2 separate regions of the Homo sapiens genome follow, and region 1 is linked to region 2. Evidence: read pairs that join two places in POLR2A ChIA-PET (ENCODE). Cell type or tissue: OCI-LY7. All regions are shown on one strand. Region 1 overlaps COG4 (component of oligomeric golgi complex 4). Region 2 overlaps ST3GAL2 (ST3 beta-galactoside alpha-2,3-sialyltransferase 2).

The links. Peaks named below come from ENCODE experiments on the same cell type or tissue, not always from the same donor. Only the 100,000 strongest peaks of a DNase experiment are listed, where the experiment ranks them.
Region 1: POLR2A ChIA-PET joins it to region 2 with 13 read pairs; 28 of 35 experiments call an interaction of 5 or more read pairs at or near these places.

What each region holds. Positions count from the first base shown.
Region 1 is chr16:70,515,904-70,518,403 of GRCh38, reverse strand. It overlaps COG4 (component of oligomeric golgi complex 4), which reads left to right. Exons shown (of 19, transcript NM_015386.3): 3 at 664-778. Among named protein-coding and RNA genes, the nearest start is that of COG4, 6.4 kb to the left of the region's middle. In OCI-LY7, no CTCF peak of the experiment used is centred here; no DNase peak of the experiment used is centred here.
Region 2 is chr16:70,380,372-70,382,871 of GRCh38, reverse strand. It overlaps ST3GAL2 (ST3 beta-galactoside alpha-2,3-sialyltransferase 2), which reads left to right. Exons shown (of 7, transcript NM_006927.4): 6 at 1-67; 7 at 1,010-2,500. The coding sequence ends at 1,183. Among named protein-coding and RNA genes, the nearest start is that of DDX19A, 35 kb to the right of the region's middle. RefSeq lists enhancers at 1,351-1,410, 1,441-1,610. In OCI-LY7, CTCF peaks have their summits at 1,627 and 1,826 (motif pointing left); DNase peaks (open chromatin) are centred at 1,401, 1,811 and 2,191; H3K4me3 peaks cover 1,944 bases; H3K27ac peaks cover 1,844 bases.

The DNA.
Region 1 (2,500 bases), 140 kb before region 2:
CTGAGTGGCAGAGTGAGAACCTGTCTCAAACAAAAACAAAAATTGTTCCTTGATCTCACCATCCTCTCACATGGTACTGGTTAGTGCATCTTATGCTCACTTAGCAATTGAGAGAATTTGTTCTCTAGTTCTTTGACTGTACCTATTTAGGTGTGTCTTTATTGGTTTTAGAAGTTAATTTTGGCCAGGCGCAGTAGCTCACGCCTATAATCCCAGCACTTTGGGAGGCTGAATCACAAGGTCAAGAGTTCAAGACCATCTCCTGGCCAACGTGGTGAAACCCCGTCTCTACTACAAATACAAAAATTATCTGGGCTTGGTGGCACGCGCCTGTAGTCCCAGCTACTCAGGAGGCTGAGGCAGGAGAATCGCTTGAACCCGGGAGGCGGAGGTTGCAGTGAGCTGAGATTGCGCCAGTGCACTCCAGCCTGGCGACAAAGCAAGACTCCGTCTCAAAAAAAAAAAAGAGTTAATTTTTTATCAGGTATAGGTCTGAGTTTACAGTCAAACGTTCTTGAGAAAAAGCTGAGTATAGAGCAAACTGAGCTAAGAGTTACAGGTAGGTATGAAAGAAGTAGAAGACATAGTGTCCATATGCAAAAAAAAGTTTCTGTCTCTTCTCTGCCCTATCGTTATGTGTATGCTAACAATGTATTTCTCCAGTCCTAATCTGCAGCTGATTGAGGGAGATGCAAAGCAGCTGGCTGGAATGATCACCTTTACCTGCAACCTGGCTGAGAATGTGTCCAGCAAAGTTCGTCAGCTTGACCTGGCCAAGGTAATACATCAAGCTTTTTTTTTTTTTTTTTTTTTTTTGAGACAGGGTCTTGCTCTGTCACCTAGGCTGGAGTACAGTGGTACAATGACAGCTCACTACAGCCCCAACTCCCTGGGCTCAAGCAATTCTCCCACCTCAGCCTCCTGAGGAGCTAGGACTACGGGCATCCACCACTATGCCCAGCTAGTTTTTGTATTTTTTGTAGAGATGGGGTTTTGCCATGTTCCCCGGGCTGGTCCTGAACTCCTGGGCTCAAGTTATCCTTCCACCTTTCGCCATGTTAGCCAGGCTGGCCTCAAACTCCTGACCTCAGGTGATCTGCCCGCCTCGGCCTCCCAACATGCTGGGATTACAGGTGTGAACCACCTTGCCTGGCCAATAGCTTCTTTACTGCCCTCTACTAACTACAACATCAAAATGTCTATGGGGCTTTGCGTGGTGACTAACACCTACAATCCCATCACTTTAGGAGGCCAGAACAGGAGGATTGCTTGAGCCCAGAAGTTCAAAACCAGCCTGGGCAACATGGGAAAACCCCATCTCTACAAAAAATACAAAAATTAGCTGGACATGGTGGTGCACACCTGTATCCCAGCACTTTGGGAGACTGAGGCAGGCTAATTGCTTGAGTCCAGGAGTTTGAGACCAGCCTAGGCAACATGGCGAAGCCGTGTCTCTACTAAAAAATACAAAAATTAGCCAGGTGTGGTAATGCACACCTGTAATTCCAGCTACTTGGGAGGCTAAGGCAGGAGGATCGCTTAACCCCAAGAGGCAGAGATTGCAGTGAGCCAAGGTCATGCCACTGTACTCCAGCCTGAGTTGCAGAGTGGAGTTGCAAATTAAAAATAAATAAATAAATAAGTTAATAAATACCAGCTTCTATTTAAAAAAAAAAGCTACCACATTAGAGATTAGAAGAGCACCATTCAATAGAAATCTAATGTGAGATAACAAAGCCAGACAAAAATATCACAGAAAACTTCAGACCAGTAGCTCTTATGAATATAGACATAAAGGTACTCAACAAGGCTGGGCGCGGTGGCTCACGCCTGTAGTCCCAGCACTTTGGGAGGCCAAGGCGGACAGATCACAAGGTCAGGAGATCGAGACCATCCTGGCTAACACCGTGAAACCCCATCTGTACTAAAAATACAAAAAATTAGCCAGTGGTGGTGACAGGCTCCTGTAGTCCCAGCTACTCAGGAGTCTGAGGCAGGAGAATAGCGTGAACCCAGAAGGCAGAGCTTACAGTGAGCCGAGATGGCGCCTCTGCACTCCAGCCTGGGCGACAGAGAGATTCTGTCTCAAAAAAAAAAAAAAATTTAACTCAACAAAACCCTAGTAAAGCAAGTCTAGCAATATATAAAGAGGATTATATACTATGACCAAGTGGAATTTATCCTAGGAACACAAGGTTGATTTAACATCTGAAAATCAATTAAAAGTAGTGGCCAAGACCGCAATTACTTTTGCACCATCCTAATAATACACCATATTAATAGAAAAAAGGACAAAAAACACATGATCACCTCATAGACTCAGAAGAAAACATTTAACAAAATTCAATATCCTTTCGTGGTAGAAACACTCAACAAATTTGGAATAGAGGGGAACTTCTCAGCCTGATAAAGAGCATCTGTGAAAAACCACAGCTGGCCAGGTGTGGTGGCTCATGCCTGCAATCCTAACACTTTGGGAGACCAAAGCAGTAGGATCTCT
Region 2 (2,500 bases):
GCATCACGGGCGGTACCCTTCCACGGGGATGCTGGTGCTTTTCTTTGCCCTGCATGTGTGTGATGAGGTGGGTAGGCCCGTGGTGTGGGTGGTGGGAACCCATGGAACAGAGGAGTGCAGGCCTTCTCGGGTCTTAGCAGGCTAACAGAGGAATGTGCTTCTGTAGGCAGAATCCATGTGGCCTTGGTTTCCCCCATCTCTAGGCTGTAAAGTATAGATATGCCTTTCCCAAACGTTTCTGCTTTCATGATTCTACCAAATCCAAAATCTCTTCATTAAAAAGTTATTGGCCGTGCGCGGTGGCTGACGCCTGTAATCCCAGCACTTTGGGAAGCTGAGGCGGGCGGATTACTTGAGGTCAGGAGTTCAAGACCAGCCTGGCCAACATGGTGAAGCCCCATCTCTACTAAAAGTACAAAAAATTAGCCAGGCGTGTTGGGGCACGCCTGTAATCTTAGCTACTCGGGAGGCTGAGTCAGGAAAATCGCTTGAACCCAGGAGGCGTAGGTTGCAGTGAGCCGAGATAGCGGCATTGCACTCCAGCCTGGGCGACAGAATGAGACGCTGTCTTGAAAAAGAAAAGAAAAAAAAACATAAATAGAATGGAGAGTGTATGTAGTTGAATTTCAGCTGGACGACTGCCCCCACCAGCTCTGAGCCCCAGGCCTACTTCGTGTAAAAATGGAACTCAGTCGTTCAGAGAACCCGTTCCACCAGTGGCCAGGGCTGCCTTGCAATGAAGAGCAGGGCTGAGGCCCGGCAAGTGCTTCACTGAGTGGTGCTGATCAAAGTACTCCATTAAAAAAAAAAAAAAAAAAAAGGAGGAATTTGCAAGGGCTGCAAAGGGAAGGTGGTGTCCCCATGTGAGTCCATGTCCTTAGGCCAGGCCTGGGGGCTCCTGCATCTCCCCGGGGCCTCCCGTCCCCTCTCCTCCCTGTCATCCCGAGCCCGCCCCGCGCCATCCTCCAGGTCCCCGCCTGGGGTGACGCTCCGCTGCGCTTCCCCGCAGGTGAACGTGTACGGGTTCGGGGCCGACAGCCGGGGCAACTGGCACCACTACTGGGAGAACAACCGGTACGCGGGCGAGTTCCGGAAGACTGGCGTGCACGACGCGGACTTCGAGGCCCACATCATCGACATGCTGGCCAAGGCCAGCAAGATCGAAGTCTACCGGGGCAACTGAGCCGGGCCTCGCCGCGACCCTTCCGGCCCATCTATCGGGCACCGGGGCTCCGGCCCGGGACCCAGGACCAGCAACCCGCGACCAATCATGCTGCAGCCCAGGGGCGTCTGCTGTGCCCCGCCAATCACGAGACTGGGGGACCGGCCGGGCCTGGCACCAATCTGCGCTGCGGTCGGGCGGAGCTTCTGTTTCTCCCAGCCAATCATGTGACTCAAGGAAAACTTCCGGCGCTGTGTCCAGTCTCCTCCAATCAATGGCCTTCGGGGGCGGGCCAGCGGCCGCTCAATCCCCACTCCCTCATGCTTTGGGTTAGGGTTTTCTTTCACGCTTTCTGAGGAGGAGAGCATGGCGCGGGCCTCGGCGAAGCACTTCCGTCAGCCTCGGGCGGAGGATCGTCTTAGTAGCTGGCCAGACCTGGAGGAGAGCGGGCGGTCTTTGCGGGCCTCAGGAGATAGGTGGCCGCCCGGCCCCTTTCCCCGCCTGCCCGGATAGGTGCGTGCAGACCCACCAAAGAAAAGCGGTCGCTGCGGGACCCCCAGTCCCACCTCGGCCGCGCTGTGGGATGGCTGCGCCCCCAGGGCTTCCTGCGTCTCCAGGAAGCCGGGAGTGGCGCCCTCTGCGGGGTGGGGTGCTCCCGGGCCGAACTCCGGACAGGTGGAGGGGACAGGGCAGAGCTCGAGGAAGCCCTGTCCCCTTCAGTGCAAGGTGCTGTCACTCACGTGTGCCCTCGACCCTCCCGTTCACCCGCAGCCTTCTCAGCGCCTCTCCCTGGGCCGGAGGCCTCCTCACCAGCCTACCTGTTGCTCTGGAAAAAAATCCCGTCCCCCGACTCCGTCCCTACCCCCAGTCTTCGGCCGGCTCTGGCCCCTGGGGAGGGGGCTGCACGGCGGAAGGAGGCTGGCTATGGGCCCGGCTGCCCGCTGCATGTACCTCCTCCTCCACCCATCGCCTCTTGCCTGGGGGTAACTTTGCCTGGGGCTCATTCTTTGGTTAAGCTGAAGCTGCCGTGGGTGGCCAAACCGCAGATTCTTTGCAAATTCTGAGCTGGCAGAGCTCGCAGCCGGGAGCCGGCCGGGGAAGAGGAGACTTGCGCGCCGCAAGCCGCCTGCCTCCACCCTGCTCTCCATCTCCCGCTCTAGAAGGGCTGGGAAGCTCGCGGCCGGGGTTCCACCTGGAAGCTGCTTGCATGGCTGAACCCAGCTTAGGTCCCTGACGGGGCTGCTGGTGGAATTCTCCCCCTTCGAAGCTGGGGAGGTTTAGGAGGGGGAAGGCTTCTGTGAAGCTCTCAAACCACTAATAGAGCCCCCTCCCCAACAG